4 separate regions of the Mus musculus genome follow, and regions 1, 2 and 3 are each linked to region 4. The links are chromatin loops, found by intact Hi-C in ENCODE. Cell type or tissue: heart. All regions are shown on one strand.

Evidence for each region. Hi-C counts contacts between places; a loop is a spot of excess contacts. Peaks named below come from ENCODE experiments on the same cell type or tissue, not always from the same donor. Only the 100,000 strongest peaks of a DNase experiment are listed, where the experiment ranks them.
Region 1: a loop joins it to region 4, with 5 times the contacts of the local background. A loop is called at or near these places in 2 of 42 quality-filtered maps.
Region 2: a loop joins it to region 4, with 1.8 times the contacts of the local background. A loop is called at or near these places in 3 of 42 quality-filtered maps.
Region 3: a loop joins it to region 4, with 2.9 times the contacts of the local background. A loop is called at or near these places in 2 of 42 quality-filtered maps.

The regions. Positions count from the first base shown.
Region 1 is chr7:139,431,259-139,436,258 of GRCm38, forward strand. The region is part of intron 1 of Inpp5a (inositol polyphosphate-5-phosphatase A); the gene reads left to right. Among named protein-coding and RNA genes, the nearest start is that of Gm46004, 45 kb to the left of the region's middle. In heart, a CTCF peak has its summit at 2,937; DNase peaks (open chromatin) are centred at 3,023 and 3,873; H3K27ac peaks cover 1,436 bases.
Region 2 is chr7:139,249,628-139,254,627 of GRCm38, forward strand. All of the region lies in intron 1 of Pwwp2b (PWWP domain containing 2B), which reads left to right. Among named protein-coding and RNA genes, the nearest start is that of Pwwp2b, 3.6 kb to the left of the region's middle. In heart, no CTCF peak of the experiment used is centred here; DNase peaks (open chromatin) are centred at 2,394, 3,510 and 3,954; H3K4me3 peaks cover 1,222 bases; H3K27ac peaks cover 3,872 bases.
Region 3 is chr7:139,439,999-139,444,998 of GRCm38, forward strand. All of the region lies in intron 1 of Inpp5a (inositol polyphosphate-5-phosphatase A), which reads left to right. Among named protein-coding and RNA genes, the nearest start is that of Gm46004, 53 kb to the left of the region's middle. In heart, a CTCF peak has its summit at 2,051 (motif pointing left); a DNase peak (open chromatin) is centred at 1,893; H3K27ac peaks cover 1,641 bases.
Region 4 is chr7:139,363,896-139,368,895 of GRCm38, forward strand. No RefSeq gene overlaps it. Among named protein-coding and RNA genes, the nearest start is that of Gm32571, 5.5 kb to the left of the region's middle. In heart, a CTCF peak has its summit at 2,807; DNase peaks (open chromatin) are centred at 406, 1,686, 2,856, 4,546 and 2 weaker places; H3K4me3 peaks cover 1,599 bases; H3K27ac peaks cover 5,000 bases.

The DNA.
Region 1 (5,000 bases), 67 kb after region 4:
GTCCTTTCTTTGGACAGTATTATGTCTGTAGATGAAATGAGGCAATCCTTGCCTAGTGGCTGTTTCGCCACAACTGGAGTAACTCAAAATGCTCAGTTTCTTCTTTGAATCCAAGACAGGGAAAGCTGTCAGGAGCAGACTGGTCTCAACAACAAGTGAATAGATAACATTAAACGTCACATTCTGTGGACTTCTGACGTTTTTGAAAAACAGCTATCTATGTGAAGTAATCTAGAGTGTTCTCTGTTAACTACTCTCAGCCATTTCTAATCAAAATAACTGAAAACACCCTAACAATAAACTCAGAGCCATGAATTTCCTATTTGGCCTTTAACTCACAGGCTTAAACGTCTCAGATCTGTTTATAATAACAGCAATAGGAGGACTGGGTCTAAGCCCTGTACTTCAAGATTATTAGCATCAAAGACAACCTATAATAACCACCCCCAGTCCCAAAGCCTAGGGAACTGGGATGATGACTCTTCATAACTTCTTCAAGCTGAATATGGGCTTTGAGATATTTTGAAGGGAGTGGGAAGGGTAGGGAAAATGGGGGAGTTGGTTGGCCTTAAGAAGGCCACACCAATGATTGTATTAGTCTCTGATGTCTGTGTCCTGACTGGATCTGGATGAAAAACCAGGACATCAGTTCAGGCAGGTCAGTTCAGCATGCCTGATGATGAAATTCACCAAGGCTGTATAGTTTGTAATATATAAATCTCAAAACAAAATTTTAGTATCACCAAGATAACCTTTTTGTTTGATTCTCTGGAATCTAGTTCTCAGGGTGTCTCCCTCTATCAAATCTGATCCATATAACTCTAGAAGGTGTAAATACCTTAACACCTTTTCCAAAAACACAAAGACAAAACCTTTTCCCCAAATCATGAAATCCTTTAGCCGGTGACCAGGAAAACCTGTAGCTTGCCCTCTGTCCCAAAGGAACAAAAAACAAAACAAAACAAAAAAAAAAAACACAATACTCAAAATCACACACATTTTAGTCTATTTAGGCCTTCCTAATTTGTCATGTCAGGATATTAACCCAAAATTCCCATGGAGTCCACATTAAAGAATATGAGTCTCCTGCAGACTTTATTATCCCATCTATAAAACAGTTGATTCACACTTCTATCTATACCTGCTTATAAGAGGCAGCTTGTCAAATCAGGATTTAAACACAAAATTCCTGTGGCGCCCACGTTAGACAGAATATGAGTATCCTGTAAGCTTTATTAGAGCAATATATCTTTATACCATCTTTAAATCAATTAATTCAAACCTCCACTAATATCTGCCTATAGGAAGTTTTTAATTGTTAAACACTCTGCCTAGAGCAGCTATCCTGTTGTACCATCTATCTGTTGTGTTCTCTACCAGGAGCCACAGACATTTATTTAATACCTATTATAACATCTATCTGTTATGCTCTCTACCTGGAGCCACAGACTTGTATTTAATTAATACGTGTTCATAGCAGGTGATTATCACTGCTCTCTCAACTTGGAGTCAGTGACTAATATTCCCTATCTAGTTCTGAATTGTAGGTGAAATTTCCCATCTTTAAGTGTCAAAAGGTTATATTTCTCTCTTTATATCAATGAATTACCTGGTCCAGAGCCCTTTGTATCTTTGTTTCCTGATTCTTTATTCATAGGGAGGAGCTGAGTGTAGAAAGACACACTTTGTCTGTGTCTCTGTTTGGTGGTGGTGGTGGTGGTGGTGGTGAGGCAGGGGGGAGCAAAGGATACAGGGAAGCAAACACAGGAAGACTCTTTGTCATTCTCTGTGAGCCCCTCAAACCCAGTCAGCTTCAAATCCACACTGCTGCCCCTCGATCACTGCTAAGCCCCCTCAGGGGCGGGGCGGGCGGGGCAGTGAACTTTTATCTCAGGTTAGTTGAGTTCAAATCAATACGTTGGGCACCATTTTGTTACTGTAAATCTCCAACCCAGATATGCCCCGGTAATGAAAACACAACTCAATTAATATGAATACATGCTATGCGCCTAGATTGGGCAGATCTACCAATACACTACCACCATCTTCCACATCTATGAGTGAGACCCCTTAGAACTTGCGGTTTCTCCAGGACATGTGCTTCTGCTCCACTTTTCTTCTTCCTCCTCCTCTGCATCCTCTCTTTCTCCCATTTTCTCCTTCCTCTCTCTCTCTCTCTCTCTCTCTCTCTCTCTCTCTCTCTCTCTCTCTCTCTTACCTTCTGCTCCACCTTCCCTTTATCTGCCTAATCATCAGCTCTCCTTTATTTTACAAATTAAGGTGGGAAGCAGGTTACAGGAAATCACCTGAGTGCTGACCCCTTCCTTGTTCGAAACCCCTCAGAGGAGAATGGAAATAACATCAAATATATTTAGCCCCAGGGCTATCCACAACAAGCAGGAAGTACTTTTAATTGCTGAACCATCTTGCAACCCTGGATTACTTAATTTTTATATGCTGCTTTTCAAAGTTTGACTTTATTTTATAGGATTTGACCTTCTCTAATGGAAAATAATCATTTACAATTATGGTCTTGGGCATTTTTTCTTCCTTCCTTCCTTCCTTCCTTCCTTCTTCCCTCCCTCCCTCCCTCCCTCCCTCCCTCCCTCCCTCCCTCCCTCCCTCTCTTTTGAGCTTAAAGTCTTTATTTGGTTTAACATTTACCTAGCATTTCTTCCCAGTGGATTAAGGTTCTCAGCCTGGGTGTCCTCCGGAGAAGCTCAGCATACTTCACAGACACTGGGCTGCTTTAATTTCTGGTTTAATGAAAAAGGGGAGATGTCTAGTTGTCCTTCAGCAGAAGGCATCTGCTCGTAGCCTTCTTTCCAGTCCTGCTGTCAGACTTCTATGCAGAGATCCTTGTCAGGGAGGAAGCTGGATCTAGGACAGCTCTGGGTCTGGGCACTCTCTCTGGTGGCTCCTCTCCAGCCAGCAGGAGTTTCTGCCCCCATCCATGGGGACACAGCTTGCACTTGTCACTGGAGTGGGGAGGCCCAATCAGCACTTCCTTTTATAAAACTATTTTTAACTTCAGTGTTTTCGTGACTGCGTAGACAAGATTGCGTTCCTCATGAGAGGAAATGGTTTTCCGCAGGGATAAGGGTGTCATGGGGCAGGATTTCCTGAAGAATCCAGGAGCTCCACCCTGGGTCCCTGTGTTGCCTTGGGGGCCCCACTCCAGTCCTTGGGGAGCCTCAGTGTTACCATATACAAGGCTTGGGAGCCCATGACACTAAGTTTATGGCTTGTGTGTAGAAGTTCTGAGGAAGTATTTGAGGAAAGATGAATTCATGTTGAAGTCTCTTGTCCTCAGTTGTTATTTGGCCTGTGGGATGTGGTCTCACCACAGCTGGCTGTGTGATCGCCCAGTGTGCTGGGTGTCACATGGGTATAAGGGCTGTAGTTTGTGCCCAGGTCTGCCCTAAGCTTGGATTCCAGACCTTGGACACCAGTCACCCCTTTCCTGTGTGAGAGGTGGTGTTCCTCTGTAGAGGTAGAAGAGGTTTATCTGACAGAAGACAGACCCTGCCTATGTTGAGTGGCCACAGGGGTGGCTGTGGTGGTCCTTGAGGTGAAGGCATCATGGGCGTGTAGATGGTGGGGTCCAAGTGTGACGTTATGGACCCCAGTCTTGAGAATCCCAGAAACAAATGAGGCCCCTGGGGGTATGTTGTTGTCTTCTGTTTTGGACCCATGTGCCCAGCCTTCCTTTCTGAGAGTACTCCCTCCTTTAAAAGCTTTGCCAACCTCGGATGCTTTCTGGGGCTGCACAGAGGTGAAACTAGGGAACCTTTCTCAGGCTTTTAGAGTCTTACCCACCTCATATTTCTGCAAATCTGGATAAGGTTACAGTGCTCTGGGCTGCTCCCTCAGAAGTAGTGGATTGATGGAGCTATGCACTTGGTCAGTCGGGTGTGAACCCTGCTTCTGGGTCTTGGCAGTAGGGGTGAGTGTGAGAGATGGCAGTAGGGGTGAGTGTGAGAGACTGCAGTAGGGGTGAGTGTGAGAGATGGCAGTAGGGGTGAGTGTGAGAGACTGCAGTAGGGGTGAGTGTGAGAGATGGCAGTAGGGGTGAGTGTGAGAGACTGCAGTAGGGGTGAGTGTGAGAGATGGCAGTAGGGGTGAGTGTGAGAGATGGCAGTAGGGGTGAGTGTGAGAGATGGCAGTAGGGGTGAGTGTGAGAGACAGCAGTAGGGGTGAGTGTGAGAGACTGCAGTAGGGGTGAGCGTGAGAGATAGCAGTAGGGGTGAGTGTGAGAGATGGCAGTAGGGGTGAGTGTGAGAGACTGCAGTAGGGGTGAGTGTGAGAGACTGCAGTAGGGGTGAGTGTGAGAGATGGCAGTAGGGGTGAGTGTGAGAGACTGCAGTAGGGGTGAGTGTGAGAGATGGCAGTAGGGGTGAGTGTGAGAGACTGCAGTAGGGGTGAGTGTGAGAGACGGCAGTAGGGGTGAGTGTGAGAGATAGCAGTAGGGGTGAGTGTGAGAGATGGCAGTAGGGGTGAGTGTGAGAGATGGCAGTAGGGGTGAGTGTGAAAGATAGCAGGGGTGAGAGATGGCAGTAGGGGTGAGTGTGAGAGATGACAGTAGGGGTGAGTGTGAGAGATGGCAGTGGGGTGAGTGTAAGAGGCTGCAGTAGGAATGGGTGTGAGAGATGGCTTGCTCTCTCCATGCTCACTGTTTTGGCTCTCAGCCTTGGGAGTAGCCAATGTAGCCTGACTCAGGTGTTTTGGGCCCTCTTAAGATGGATGCCAGTAGCTAGCACAGTGGGGAGTCACAGAACAGGCTAGAAGGATAGCACACCACCTCATAGGTGCTAAGAAGACTCAGATTGTTCCAGGTAGTGTGTGTGCTCCTGTTTTTGTTATTTAGTTTTTCAAGAAGGGAACAGGTCTTAAAAGTTGTGAGCCCAGGACAGTTAGAGGGTGCTCTGTGCCACAGGAGGGGGTCCTTTCATTCTCCTGGTCTGACACTAGCCTACAGAAGGCCGCACTATCATCTCAGA
Region 2 (5,000 bases), 110 kb before region 4:
AGCCACCTGAAAGCTTCCAAGGCAAGCCATCCCCCACCCTGCTGATGGCTGCCCTCTCCTCCCTAGGCAGGTCTGGCTGCACCCCTGCTCAACCTGTGCAGCCTGCTCTGGCCTCTCCCTAGAGAGTCTGCAGCAGAGGACCCGCATTTCCCCAGTTCTCAGGCTCCAGTGCTCAAGATAAGATTGGCTGAGAGTAGTCCTATCTTGTGGCTGTGTCTACAGAGATAGGGGGGATCTCTACCCTGAGGTCAATGGCTAACCTGGCTTGCAGATGCATACACCCTTCATGAATAGAAGCTAGCTGCTGGCTGGCATCCTGAACATGGGAAGCAGCAGCTATAGGATGCATGTGTGTCCGTGCCTCACAGTCTACCAGAACCAGAACCCCTTGGAGACATGAGCTTAGTCGCTGATCACAGCTCTTCTCTGCAGTGGCTTTGCTTGCTTCTGTGCCCATGCAGAGACTCTGAAATGGCCCTTCCTTGCCCCTCCAGCCCTCCAAGGCTTGGCCTTGTGTTTCTCCTTCCCCATCCCTGATCTTTCCAGCAGCGCCCCCCCCCCCTTGTTTCTGTTTCCTGTGTTCTATCCATAGTATTATGAGTGGCAAAGCTAGTGTTTACAGCCCTGCTTCTCAGGCAGAGCTGAGCACAGCTTAGCAGCTGTCTGGGTGGTTTGGGCTGCAGTGTCTGCTCTCAGGCTCCAGGGTCCACATGCTGACCTGCCCTCCCAGGTACTAGTTTCTCCACAGCTTCAGTACCTATCCTTGCTCTTCCAAGGCCCAGTCCTTGGATTCGAGCCAAGGAAGAGTTCCCAAGTCCTATTTCCTCCCACCTCAGGGGAGCCTTTGGGGCTCAAAGCAGCAAGCAGGTCAGCATTCCTGAGGTGCTGCTGCTGCGCTTTATAGGCATCAGAGCTCCCATAGTTTGGGTACCGACCTGGTAGCCTGGCTGTCCTTTATGGTTCCTGATCACTGTTCATCCTCCTTGCTAGGTTGCAAGTGACGTGGATGGCCCCGTTCGCATAGACTGCTGGGTAGAAGGAAGGCTCTGAGGCTGGATCCAGCCCCACCAGTGCTCATCATGAAAGTTAGACTGAAAGATGTTTGTTCCTTTTCCCTTCCTCGTCTGCAGATGGCTGGGGAGCTCAGAGGGGGTCTTTGCTCACAAGCCACCTGGTGCAGTACCAAGTACCTCCTCCCACTCGGTGTCTTGAATCAGCTGCCTGGCTGTAGAGCAGCCCGAAGCAGGTTCTCTGTTGCTCTGGGTACCTATGCAGGCCTGTATTTTCACTGAGAAACCACACTGTACCAGAGGGTGGGCTAAGCCTCTGACAAGCCGCCTTTATGATCCCTGCTTACAAATTTGAGGATCCCTCCCAAAGCCGGCTGACCCAAGTCGTGCAGGAAGGGGTGGGGCTGACACTATGCTGCAGGTGGGCCTAGAGGTATGTATGTCTCTTGTTGAGCACCTCAGGTGAGGTAACCCTAGCCAAAGGTAGTCTACAAGACAGCAAAGGCCCGCTGACTCCGGGGTTCTAATCTGAGTTGTTGATTCTTAAATTGTACCACACAACAGCTGAGCCTGTCTGCTGGGATAGTCAGTATGACGTCCTCTTTGACCAAGACCACAGTCACTGCCTGTCACCAGGCTAAAGAGCACCAAGTTCTGTCCTGGAATTTGTTAGCTAGTGTGCTGCTAGGCATTCCTGAGATTATGTGGTAGGCACAGAGGTTACCATAGTGCTCAGATACCCTCTCTGCCCTCAAGGAACTGGAGGGTTCCAGGTGTCTTGTGCATCACAGCTGGTGCATCACCGGCTGGTATGCTGGTCTTGGGGACTGTACCACAGAGATGTTGTCAGAGTGGACAAGGAAGACATGGGGGGGGGGGTGTGAGGTGGGCCTGGTCTGAGCTTCTAGGAGAGCCCTAGGGCTTAAGGACGATGTTGATGCTAATAAATGCAGGATACAGGCTCCACCTATTCTTCTCTGGAAATCGGGGGTCTGCCCAAGGATGTGGGGCAATATGCTCTGGAGAATGGATTGCTCTGGTATCCAGGCTGAGACTTGGCCTGAAAAGCTGCTCACCTGACTCCCAAAGCAGAGGTGGCCCCTGGAGGCCTCTGTACACTTAGTAGTCCCAAGCAGCTCACTGTTTCCTGCAAGACCTTCCTGTTCCTGGTCCCATCCAGCTCTCTAGCCCTACTGCTCAATGGCTGTTTGCTGGGCTGCAGAAAGGCTTCAGGGACTTTCTAAAGTAAGCAAGCCCTGGTGTACAACCCAAGGTGGGGCCTTGGGTGTTTGGACTTGGGCCTTCCTGGGGCTGCAGGCTCCTGGCAACATAGCTATGTAGAGAAGTTTCCGCAGACTCCCGCCCAGCTTTGCACATCCGCATGCCTCTGATCCAGGAGCCTGTTGACTCAACCCTCGGGCAGTGGCAGGATAGCCTCTGCCACCACAGGCTGGGGGAGGAAGATCCCAGACAGACACAGGAGGGGTGGGAGGGTGCCACTTGGGCGCCAGCAGCCTCATGTATCCTGGGTCTGCCTGTGTCTCTGGGAAGCCAGATGGAGGCAGCTGCAAGCAGGGGCAGCCCAGAGCTCTGGCAAGCAGCCAGAACTGTATTCTTCCTGTCCATGGGCTGGCCTTAGCCAGGCTACTCTGGGTGAGTGGCTGAGACATACCCTGCAGGTGAGGCCCCAGGGACACAATTTGACCACTGGTGTCTTGCTGAGGACTTTGAGCCAGGCTGTATGTCCCCAGGACTGTGTCCTCATCAGAGCATCATGCAGAACAGGAGAGCCTTGGTGTCCCCAGGAGCCCTATGTCTCTGTTCGCTTTGAGTCTCTACTGCTTTTGCATTTGGATGTGGCCCCCTCTTTATAGCTTCCTGGGCTTCTCAACCCTGCTCGGTGTCCCCGTCTTTTCCTGAACTTAGAGGTTTAGTGCTCTGGAGATATTGGTTCCTGCCCTGGTGAATCATTTCTTAATCTCCAGGTCCTGTTCCTATATACCTACCCGCCATCCCAAAGCTGCCCCCATTCAGCGGGCCCTCTTAGTCAGTTGTGAACCCTAACAGGTTCCTATCGCTGCCAAGATCTGTAGCATTTCCTGTGAGCTTCTGTCCTTGAGACTGACCAACTTGTCACAGCCTGGCCTCGCTGCGGGTGCCAAGCTTTGGGATCCACATCCCCTATGGAACCCAGGCCAGGTCACGGTTCGTCCATTTGTTTTTCCCTGTGCTGTGGTTATATCCATACCTGGAGGCAGTGGATCCTAACATCACTGGACTGGGATAAGCCTGCAAGTCACTTCTCATTGTCTTATCTGTGAAGAGGGAGTGTCCCTGCTTGTCATTCCGTGGAACTGCTAAACGGTTGGGGGAACTCAAATCACAGCCCCGGCCTTTGCTGCCTACAGGCTAGAAGCACCAAAGCGGAGCCCCGATGCTCCATGGTCTCCCCAAATCTAGCAGTTGGCCTCAGCTCTCCTAGGGGAAGGTCATCACCCAGCCTGCCTTGACCTGGGGTGAGCAGCTGTTCTGTTTACCCACTAGGCAGGCCTCGGGTGTGGCCAAAGCAGGGGCAGGGCAGCAGCTCGGGAAGGAAGAGTGGCTGCACGCTGCCAGGGCCGTGCCATTTCTCAGGAGAATCCGGCCCCTGGACTCTGGGAAGGGACCTGGGTTTGCAGTCAGTGAGTGTCTATCTTCAGCCTGCACAGTCTGCCCTAGGCCTTTGGGGCTAAAAGCAAGCAGACCCTCTGGGGTCCCCTCTGCTCACAGCACCTGTGAGCACAAGGAGGCTGTGGGTATGAACAGAAGAGGAGGGGCTGGGGGAGACCCTCACTTCATGCTCTAGGTAACTGTGGAAGCTGCCAGGGAGGTGAGCTTTGCCTAGCAACTCTCCACCCCTGGTCCCTTGTCTGCCCTGCCTCCCAAACCAGCCACTTGCCATTCCTTCCTGCTCTCCTAGGGCCTTCTCTGGCCCTTAGTCCTGTCTGGGCAGAATTCAATGTTCCCCATAACCTGCATGCCTGTTACTATCACAGGAATGCTGCTTCTCCCTGGGGCGGCTTCCCCTTCCTGCCAACGCCCTCATTTGGGACCCTGTGCTGTTTCCTGAGGGTGGGGTCCAGAGATGACAGGCTGGCTGATAGATAATCCTCTTCTCGAGGCCATGGAAGTCAAGTCCAATGGTGAGACTTTGGGAGGTTCTAGCACCCCAAGGGCTCTGCTTTGGTGCCTCTGGCCTCAGGGCAGCTACAGCTGTGGCTCTGGCTACATCTAGCCACATGTGGCTCCCACCCTGCACACATGGATGCATCTTGGGCATCTGGGACCAGGGTGTTCCATAAGACATTCTTCAGGGCCAAGAGCTTGCCTGGGAGAAGATTCCAGCAAGCTGAGTCCCTATCTCTTAAAGAAAGGGAAGGGAAAGTGAGAGACATGAACAGGGGCCTGGGCTCTGCAGCTACTGGCTGTGGGGCAGGTGGACTCCCTTTCAGGCCACGCCCTGTCTCAGGATGAAGATGTTCTTCTCAGTCTTCTAAAAGCATCCCAGCCTCAAGCCCTCTTTCTTGTGGCTATCGACTCAGATTCTAATACTCTGACCAAGAAGGTGCCTTCAAGCCACGTGTCACACAGGACATGTGGGGCCTGGGTACCTTCTGAATGTCAACCCACCACTCTGGACCTAGATCCAGATGGCTGTAGAGCGAATGTCTTATGCCTGTATGGATGCGGCACCTGTCAATAATAAATCTGGTGACCTATGGCTCAGGCAGGAAATAAGAGGTGGAACCTCAGGAGACAGAAAGGATTCTGGGATGGTGTGAAGTGCCAGGGGGTGATTCGCCCCAGAAGATGTGTGGAGACGGATGCATGGTGCCTGAGCATAGGTAACCAGCACTGTGGCAGAGTGTAGGTTAGAGTACACAGGTTATAACAAGTTATGATCCAGTCAGAGAAGAGCCTAGGTATATGGACTAGATATTTGTAAATATA
Region 3 (5,000 bases), 76 kb after region 4:
GTGTTTGTTGCTCAGTTTGTCGCATCCATGCCTTGTCAGGCTTGTCATTAGTCTCAGGGAATTCTTACTCATCACTGCTTCACATTTCTGCTATCCTTCTGGTTCTCTTGGTATGTTAGAGACTCACAGCTTTTGAAGTTACTTTCTGTTTCCAGAAAGCCTGCTCTTGCTTTCTCTTTCTTCACCAGAGGTCAGTCTGACGTGTTATTCATCAAAAGCCAGGTAGCTTTTATTTTTACTTAAAAAATATATTTTTTTTGCATATTAGTGTTTTGTCTGCATGAGTGTCTGTGCACCATATGTGTGCCTGGTGTCCAGGGAGAAAAGAGGAGGGTGTCAGAGCCTCAAGAGCTGGAGCTACAGTTGTGAACTGCCACCGAACCTGGTCCTCTACAAGAGCAGCCAGTGTTCTTCATTGCTGAGCCATCTCTCCAACCCCTTATATTTATTGTTCTTACTAGAGGGTCTCTCACTGTCTGGGGCTCCGGGATTAGGCTAGACTGGCTGGTTTGTGAGCCATAGGGATCTGCTGTCTCAGTGTCCCCAGCACTAGGGTTTACACGCTGGCCACACTGAGCTGTTACATGGGTCCTGGGTCTTGAACTCAGGTCCTCAAGCTTGCATGGGAAACCCTCTACAGGATAAGCTACTTCCCTAGCCCAGCCCTGCTCTGTTTAAGATCTCTATCTCTCTGTGGTTCAGTCAGTCTGGGACATTCCTGTTGACATTTCTCTATGATTACTGGCCTCTCCTCTGTGGCTGGGTCTCCAGTGAGCCTGGCAGAGGCCATCATTTCTTCTGCTGCAGTGCCTGACTTCTGGCTACATCATTTTGTCATATAGTCCAAATGTCAGATTTGTTCTCCAGACATCCATTCTCCCCTTAAGAGTCCTTAGTGTGTGTGTGTTTCCATCGTTTCAGATGTGTGTCATAGCTGAGGTCACTTCTGATGTGTGTTTTATGTCTTCGGGCTTTTCTTGTCTTTTGCAAACTCTGTGAGTTTTGCCGGAATGCAGACATGGCATGTGAGGTGAAGGGAGCTGAGGTGGATTGGCCTCTGGAGCTGGCTGATTCTGATGTGTTTTGGGGCCACAGCAGAGGGTTCACATCTCTCCAATGCTGTGTCTGTGTCGCTTTCTTCAGATGCCTTTGGTGTCTCTGAGTCTCCAAAGAGGCTGTCACTGTTCTGCCTCTCTGTCACAGCTTGCAATTGTGGTGCAGCAATCAGGCGGGAGAATCTGCAGTCTGTGATCACCCCCCCTCCCCCACCCCCGGCTCTGTGCCCGGACTTTCCTCCTCCACATCTGCCTTGCTCTTCCTAGGTGAGGTGGAAGGCTTTGTGAGGAAGGAGCCCTTGCCGGTGGGCTAGGAATTAAAATCCTGATCCCTGGGGTAGGCTCTGGGGATGCTCAGGGTACAGTTCACCTCATTGCTTCTATATCCTTCTCAGGGCCTGCAAGGATCTTTCCTGCCTCTTTACTGAGAACCTGAAAGGTTACCCGAGGTAAAGTCCACAGTATATGGAATGCCCAGTTGTGTTTTAAATATGAAGCCTCTCACAGGTTTGTGTGCTAAAGCCCATTTCTAACTGGTGACACTATTCAGGGGAGGTTCTGAAAACTTGGGGTGATAGGCTCTAGCTGGAGGAAGTAGTTCACTGGGGTAGATCTTTGGGGTAGATCCTGGCCCCTGTCTGTCTCTTTCTCTCTGTCCTGTGCTCCGAGGTGAACTGCAGGCTCCTGCTGCCATGATGTTCTGTCCAAGTACATGGAGGCAAGCAACTGCAAGCCGAATGCTGTGCAACCGCGAGCCAAAACAAACAACCCCCTCTAGGCTGCTTGTCAGATACTTGGTCACAGTAATGGAAAAGTAACCAACACGCCCGTAACACAGTGGCGTGGATTCCCTCCTCACACTAGTCTGCACCCAGGCTCCAGTGGCTTGTACAGATACTATCTGTGCCCTGCTGCCACGGCCCTTCCCAGGGTTGTTGAGGCGAGCTGGTCTTGGCTGTGCTTGTCTTCAGTCTGTGCAGCACTGGAGGCCTCTGCTGGCCCGCTGATACTCACTTGGTTGGCTCCTTCCTCTGAGGACAGGAACAGGACCTTGGGCAAGGAGGACCTTGCTCCTTCTGTGTAGAGCTGTGTTTGGAGCAAACTGTGAAGATGACTGCGTGATTGCCTTTGATAGTGTGGTCAGCTTTGTTTCCCCATAGGAAACTGTGTGTGTTCTTAGTTTCCCAGTGAGTGTGGCATGTGAAGCTGTGACTGCAGCTGGGTGTCTTGGGCATGTGTGTCATGGCCGTGAACGTGCTTGGTTTGAATTGTCCTTGTTTGTGTGTGCTGTGCTTATCCTGTTTATATGTAAATGCTATATTTATTGCATCATAGAACTCAGTTTCCTTTGTCTGTAATCTAGAGCTCTCCAGTCTAATAACATAGCCGCCAGCCCCATATTGTTTAAACAATAAAAATAGCATAAAATACCCAGCCACAGTAGCACATTTCCAGGACAGATCTGGCCATTGCAAATATAGAACATTTCTGTCCTCATAGGAAGATGAGGTCTGTGCTGACTTGCAGTGGGAGAGACTCCTGACTCTGGGCATACTCTACAGTGCTGTATATCTGTGTAGCAATCACCTGACCCAGGTGGCTTTTGAGTTGATGTGTGCACCTGTACTTTTGGGCAAGTGTCTCATGCATGTGGTGTATGTGGGTTTGTGCATAGTTTCTCAGTCTACCCACTCTCTTTCATGTGTGTGTGTGTGTGTGTGTGTGTGTGTGTGTGTGTGTATGTGCTAATGATTCCTTTCTGGCTTATCTAGCAGCTTTTTATACAGCCCGGACTTGGGCCACAGCTTTCGTAGAAGCTGCACACATTTCCTCTCTCTATCACTTCTCTTTTATTGCTGCTTCAGCCACAGTGGTTATTCAGTGTTGGCTACAGCATTCTGAATGCTTTGGTGGTTTTCTTCCTCAGACCTTGAAGAGTTAAAAATGTGAAAGCAGTGCATGGTACTTATAAGAATAAAAGAAAGAGAAAGAAGTAACCACTGCGGGGAGGAAGGACAGCTATTCCAAAATGTGCTGTTTCCTCCATTCCTATTTGGAATGCTGTTGAGAGGATCTGAGGGCTGAGGTGGGAGAGGGGCTCTGCTGCCTGGGACTTGCTGCAGCAGACTTGTCTGAAGGTGGGCTATATTTTGGCCACCCTCCCTCTCTTCCTCCTCACTACCCTTTCTCTGGCTGTGTGGTACAGGCTGGCCTCCAACTTGTAGCTCTTAACTCTCCGACTCCTGAGTACTGGGATCATGTTAGCTTCTTTAAGGTAGAAGCTTCCATGTTGACGGGTGCTATCATAAACCATTATTTTGTGTTCTGGAGGGTATAAGAGGTAGAAGTGTGTGAAGGAGGCCCCAGCGGGGCTTCAGGATGTCTGCCCCACTGCACAGCCAATGGACATGTTTTGTGTCCATATGTTCTTGCCTGCGCTATTATGGTCATTATATATTTTGGGAGAAAATTAGAGGCAAATATTAGGATGTCAGATTGTCATTTCTGCTGTGACTTTGAAGAGACCATGTTTTCTCATACATCTGTAAGAACATGGGAACAATATTAGTAGGGTTGTGGGACTATCTTTATATGCAGAGTTTTTTATTTGAAAAAATTAGAGAGAGACAGTCAGAGAGAAAGAGAGAGAGATGGAGACAGATACAGAGAGACAGAGATGTGCACATGCTGTAATGCAGGTGTGAGGGTTAGAATACAACTTTGTGGAATTGATTCTCTGTCCACCTTTACAGGGGTTTTAGGCATTGAACTCGGGTCACCAGCCTTGTATGCTAAGTATCCTTACCCAGAGAATCAACTTGCTGACCCTTGATACAGAATTTTATTTTATTGTATTTTTGCTTTTCTGAGACATGGTCCCATTCCTGGCTGCCTTGGAACTTGCTATATAGATGAGGCTATCCTTGAACTCCAGAGGTCTTCCTGCTACCGGGTTCTTGACCTGAGTGTTGGGACTAAGGGTGGTCTGACACCTCAGCCCTTTTATGCAGGATTTAAGACTGTATTCAAGTCTCTGACTGTGGGATTGTGGTGGTCTCCTCATTCCTGTGTTTATTTCCAGCCTGTCTCACTTTTGCTGTATGTTGTAAGGTTGCTGTAGGTTTTTCATTCTAGTCCAGGATTGCCCTTTTCTTTCCCTTTGTTCCCCACTTTGAGATAGGCTCTTGCTATATAGCAGTAGCTGGCCTGGGACTCAGTCCTTTTGTTTCAGCCTTCTGAGTGCCAGGATTACAGACATACTACTGTGTCTGTCTTAGACCCAGAACTCTCTTCACCTTAATTGGGTTGAATTTATGGGGCCTCTTGTTATTGCTGGCCCTGAACCACCTCTGGTTCAGTAAAACAGCTCAGCTGACTTGGACATGCACAGCACAGTGCAGGCTGCTGGGATGACATTGCTGCTTTTAGCATTTCCCTACCTACTTTTCTGTACTAAATGGTCATGGAGTAAGAGTTTGCCCTCTGGGTGGCTCTGGTATCCATGTTATACCTCATAGGGCTATCAGTCAGGACTTATTCCTAGGCTTTCTGGTCAGTCCCACCTATCCGTGGTCTTCCTTTGTGCCAGTCCTTGCTGACCTGTTTTTCTGCAGGTCTAAAGGTGGTTGACACTATGTAGTGGGGGCCTCCAACTTCGTGCTGCTGCTGTTGTAGCAGCTCCTCCTCCCTCCCCATCCTCGCCCTCTTCCCTTCTCCCTCTTCTTTCATCTCTTCCTCCCTTTCCTTCCTCTACCCTCTCCCTCCCTTCTCCCTCTTCCTTTTCTTCTTCTTTTTCTTTCTTCCCCTTCCCCCTTCCTTCTCTTTTCTTTCCCCCTTCCTCTTCTCCCTCCTCCCCTTCCACCTCTTCATCCTCCATTTCCTTTCTCCTGCTTTAGACTCCCTAGTGCCAGGATAATAGGTACCATGCCTGGTATGATTTGTTCC
Region 4 (5,000 bases):
AACTGAGCTTTTGGGGTGAGGCCAGCTCAGTGACAGGCTGCCTGGCACCTTTGGGTGCTCAGCAATAGGGCTAGACGCCGAAACCAGTAGTAGGCCAGGGTGGGCAGGCTGTGGTGGGGAGGATGGGTACTCCTGTTCAAGTGGAGAGGGTCTTAGAGTGCCCAGAGAAGCCTGGTGGGGATATGCCCACCCCCTTGAGCCTCAGGCAAGATGGCTCCCTGGGAGGTGAAGGTCAGGCCACATTCCTTGCAGAAGCTGGAATTCTGACATCAGATTTTCCATGCTCGCCTGTGGGGGAGGAGCCGGCTTTGAGCCAGAAGTGCAGGAGTGGTGGGTGGGGGAGGGGCAGAGCAGCTGAGGCTGTCTCGGAGCTCTGTAGGCCCAAGGTCCAAGGAAGGGAAGGCTCTATGGCCTGCCCACCACCTCCAGGGTCCGCGCTGCCCGGCTCTCTTCCCTGGAGCATCCTTGGCAACAGCAACTTTCTCATCCCAGCCGGACCTTGCTGAGTCACAAGGGGGCTGGGTTAGAGAACGCTAAAAATAGCTAGCGGCTAGCTGGGCCAGCACTGGAAGTTATAATTAGGAGTGGATAGAGCCATCCTCCTGGGCTGGTCTCACTGTTCAGAGCTGCTGGAGAATGGGGGGTGGGGGGTGGGAGGGGGTTCATTGAGGGGCTGTGGGGCTCCAGTATACCACCTTGTTGCTCAGGTTGGGGGTTCCTCAGCCTGACCTCTATCCTGATGCATCCTGGTAACTGTGGTGGGGCTGTTCCTGTTGACTCTGACTGCTCTTTGGTCAAGGAGACTCTTCAGGCCTTTGACTCTGACCCCAGCAATTCACCAACATCTGTGGGGTCTTTTTCTGGACACAAGGAACCTCTTGCTTCTACAATTCTTGTGTTGGGCAGGAGGAAGCAAGGCAAAACAGAATACGGTATCCTTGTTCAAAAGTGACTTAAGAATTTGAAGGCAAGCCTGGAACCTGAGGGCAGTGCCAGGAAGCCAGCCTACATCCTTCTCCTGACAGCATCTGGCCCGCAGGGGAATGCAGGGCATCTGGTACAGTCGGGGAACACCTGAATCTATAACCCGTTTCCACAGGGAAAGCAGCCACGGACAGCAGCCCCTCGTCCCACCCAACCCCGTCATCACACACATCAACTTCAGACAAAGGACACCCCGACCTCCACCCCAGACTCAGCCCCGGAAGCCACACTGGACAGGGCTTGAACCCTCAGCCAATCCTTCCGTCAGTTTCTGAGGTCGTGGGCACTGTGCTGTCCTCAGACTGACCTACCCCAGACCAATTGCCTATCCTAAAACAGTGGCACTTTTGTAGCCAGAGGCTAGAGAACCAAACAAGCCCAGGCTCTGCTGAGCCTTCACAGCCCCCAGCTCCAGCAGGGACTAGGATCCTATGAGACAGACTCCTGCAGGCAAGCCTGGCCCCCAACACAAGCACAGGGTAAGGGTGAGCAGTTCAGCTGGAAACAGCTTTCTGGCTATAAAAAGATACTTTTCTCTGTAAACAATACATTAAAAAAAAAGTAGGAAATGTCCTCTACCAGAGTCCCGCCCCCCTGCCCCCCAAAAAAAACCCATGGGGAAGCCCTGTCTGCATGTATGCAGGAGTATGGCAGGGATGGTCTGTGTCACCAAGCCGTCAGGAACACTTTGTGCGCTCTGTTTGAATGTACTCTGCCAGGGTTAGTGGCCATATCTGATAGTTGGCCTTGACTCATAGCTGTCGGGAGACATGCTATGTCAGGAGACATGGGTCTGGATTTTTTGTCTCTGTTTTCTTTTTCTCATGGTTGGGACTTCAACCCAGGTCCTTGCCCATGGTACACAAACAGTTTCCACTGAACACCATCCACAGGCTGGCTCCATCTCTGCTCACTTCCTAAGTAGTCTCAGATAACCCTCCCAGGAAGATAAGGGTGTGTTAAGACTTTCGCTTGTTTGCTTGTTTGTTTCTGAGACAGGGTTTCTCTATGCTGTCCTGGCTGTCCTGGAACTTACTCTGTAGATCAGCATCTTGTTAAGACTTTGAAACTCCTGGGGTCCTTTTCCAGCTTCTTCCTGGTAGAAGACAGTGACGGGCAGGGGAACTACTGACTCTGGTGCCTGCCTCCTACCCCTTCCACTCATTCAAGCCTCTCCTGTAAAACTGCCCAGGAGTTTTGTTTTTGTTTTGCTTTTTTTCCCCCCAGGTAGTGGGATGCACCTGGAGATAAGTGCATCCCATTGACACAGGACAAGTGGCCGCTGTGCTGCCGGGAGGGTAGGTCTTTCTCACTTTGGATAACCATCTCCCCTCTGGCCTGTGCACTCCTGTGGTTCAGACATACATAGCCTCCAGACCTATTCACTGGAGGCAATCTTGATGAAGGGCATTATCATGGAGTATCTTCCCTCCATTTAGGGCAGAGGTCAGGCAGGGTGTCTGGCCCTCCTCTGCTTCTGCAGTCTTCAAATACTCTCCAGGATCTGGGAAGTAGTCCTTCCCTGGGGGCTAGTTTCAGATCTTCTCTGCTGCTAAAAATCTGTTGTCACAAGACAGTGTAAAGAAACGCTGAAGCACAGAACTTGGACCATGAGGACATTCTGGATAGAGATGGCTGCAGATTGAAGAACTCCATGACCATGAAATCTTCATGTGATAACTTCCATGGTAGAATATATATTCAGGCTACCTGAATTCGTGTTCCTTCCTGGGCCATAGTCACTCAAACTCTTATTCTTTTTGGCACAAGTGCTGTAGTTTGTATCAAACACTGCCCCCGCTTGGCCTCAGCACTCTGGTTCCTCAGGAAGCCCCAAGGGAAACAGGAACTCCTCCCAGACGGAGATATGTCCCCAGAATTCCACTGGGTGGGTAGGCAAGCTGAGGGATGACAGGGCCATAGAAAATGCTAACAGGGACATCTCCTGAGAAGGATTGCCAGGAACTCTGCCAACGATAAACACTATCCAGAGCAACTCCTGCTCAAGGGGTGAGCACCCCTGGGAAGCACAGTCCTATACCCATGGCCACTAAGACAATACTGGGAATCTGGTAGCTAAGGTTGGGAGTCTCCGGGTATCTCTGTGTGTAAGGGAACATCTCTTCTGCATACACCCCCGCCCCCAAATGCCCACAGCATGGTCCTGTCCTCCACCTGAGCCAGACATAAGATCACATGGTTTCTTTGCTGGTACCCATTAGAACATTCTAGATGCCGCTGAACTCTGCCACCTCTGAAGAAAAGAAAAGAAAAGAAAAAAACAAAAAAACAAAAACAACCAGATCTACACTTGTCAACTTATTTATGAACAGTCACTGTGGACAAAAGCTATCTATCTGCCTTTGGGATGCTGGGGTGCCCAGTGTCTTCATGTCATCTGTAAACTCAATATTCACATCATGCAGTTGTAGAGAAGGGGACTGACTGTGGAGCTTTCCCGTTAAGTGGAGTCACCTGGAAGAAAGGAGCACCTGCCAGGTGGTAGCCTAGGGGGGAACATCTGTGGACCTGATGGCAGGGTGAGCTTGGAAGCTCACCTTTTGCCAGAATCTGAGCTGCCTGGAAACCCTTCAACCCTGAGAACAAGTCCATCCGTCCCTTCAGTCACCCAGCTGCCACCATGGAGTTATCACTGAAAGACTGACTGGGAAACTGAGGCAGTTGTGGGACACAATGCTGTTGAGCAGTGACTGCTAAGTATCTCTCACCAGGACAAGATGGGCTTTCCTGGGGCAGATGACACCTGTAAGGAGACCTGACACATTCAGGCCCCCAGGGGAACTCTGGCTGGCCGAGAGAGCCTTGGAGAGGCACGTCAGCAAAAATGGACAGACCGGAAACACTGTAGGGCTGAGGAGCCTGGGAAACACCTTGTGTAAATTGCATATCGCCATCTTTGAAGTGAGTGGATACATATAGGGGAAATAGAACTGCTGTGGACCCCAACCCAGGGTTTGTCACCCCACCCCCTATACCCCTACCTCCAGAAGGAGGCCTTACAGAAAGTCCCATCAGACAGTTAGTGGACTCATGGGTTCCTGGAAACCAGGAAGTGGGACACCTCAGAAGCAACCACCTCTCTGACCATGAGCAAAGCTAGTTCTATGACATGATGGAACAGGATCCCCACCAAGTTTTATTGTGGCTACTGTTAATCTGTGCCTAGCCTATGTGTCCAATGGCTTTGGGGCCAGATTGTGCGAACCATGCAGATAAAGAGGTAGGGGCACAGAGAATGATAGAGGTTGATTCCCAGGCTGAGAAGACCATTTCTGAGACAACTCAAGTGGACACTATGCCTTGGTGGCTAACGACCCTCTCAGCCTGGGGGTGGGGTGGGGTGCAAGCTCAAGAACAGGCACAGCTTGGGGCAGTTGCAGGCCTGAGTAGTAGGCTGGGTAGGTGCCATGTATGGCTGGGTCCTGTAGACTCTTCCCGGCCAGAGCCCAAGAAAGCTTGCAGCACCCTCTCCCAGCTCTGGTGCCTAGATCTCTGGGAACAGGCAGTCAGGCAACAGCTCCACCCAGGCCTGGGATTCAGCCAGTGTTAACTGAAAGGAGCATGCTTGTATTCCACCACCTCTTGAACAAGGGTTCGGAATTAATGACAGTCCCTATCCTCAGGATGGCACTCTGCAGCCCAGTCTCCAGTGTAGCATCCAGTGTGGGGGAGAGGAAGGGGTCTGGTGGCTTAAGCAGGGGGCTACAGGGTGGGAGACAGTCAGCCCCGAAGAGGGCTATTTCATAATCTTAAATTCTGCCTCTTCAATCTAGTCAGTGGTTCCCAAGTAGGCCCCAGATGGGAGGCAAAGAAATGCTAAGAAAGGCACCCACGAGTCTCCTGGGATTCTGATAACCAGACTCTGTCCTGGGCTAGAGATAGAGAACCGGCAGGAAGGAGCCACACAGGAGCAGCTGGGCCGGCTCTGAGCCCCAGCATGCAGCAGGGCCAGGGTGAGCCCCTGCCAGACACACCCACCATGGCCTTTGCTGCCT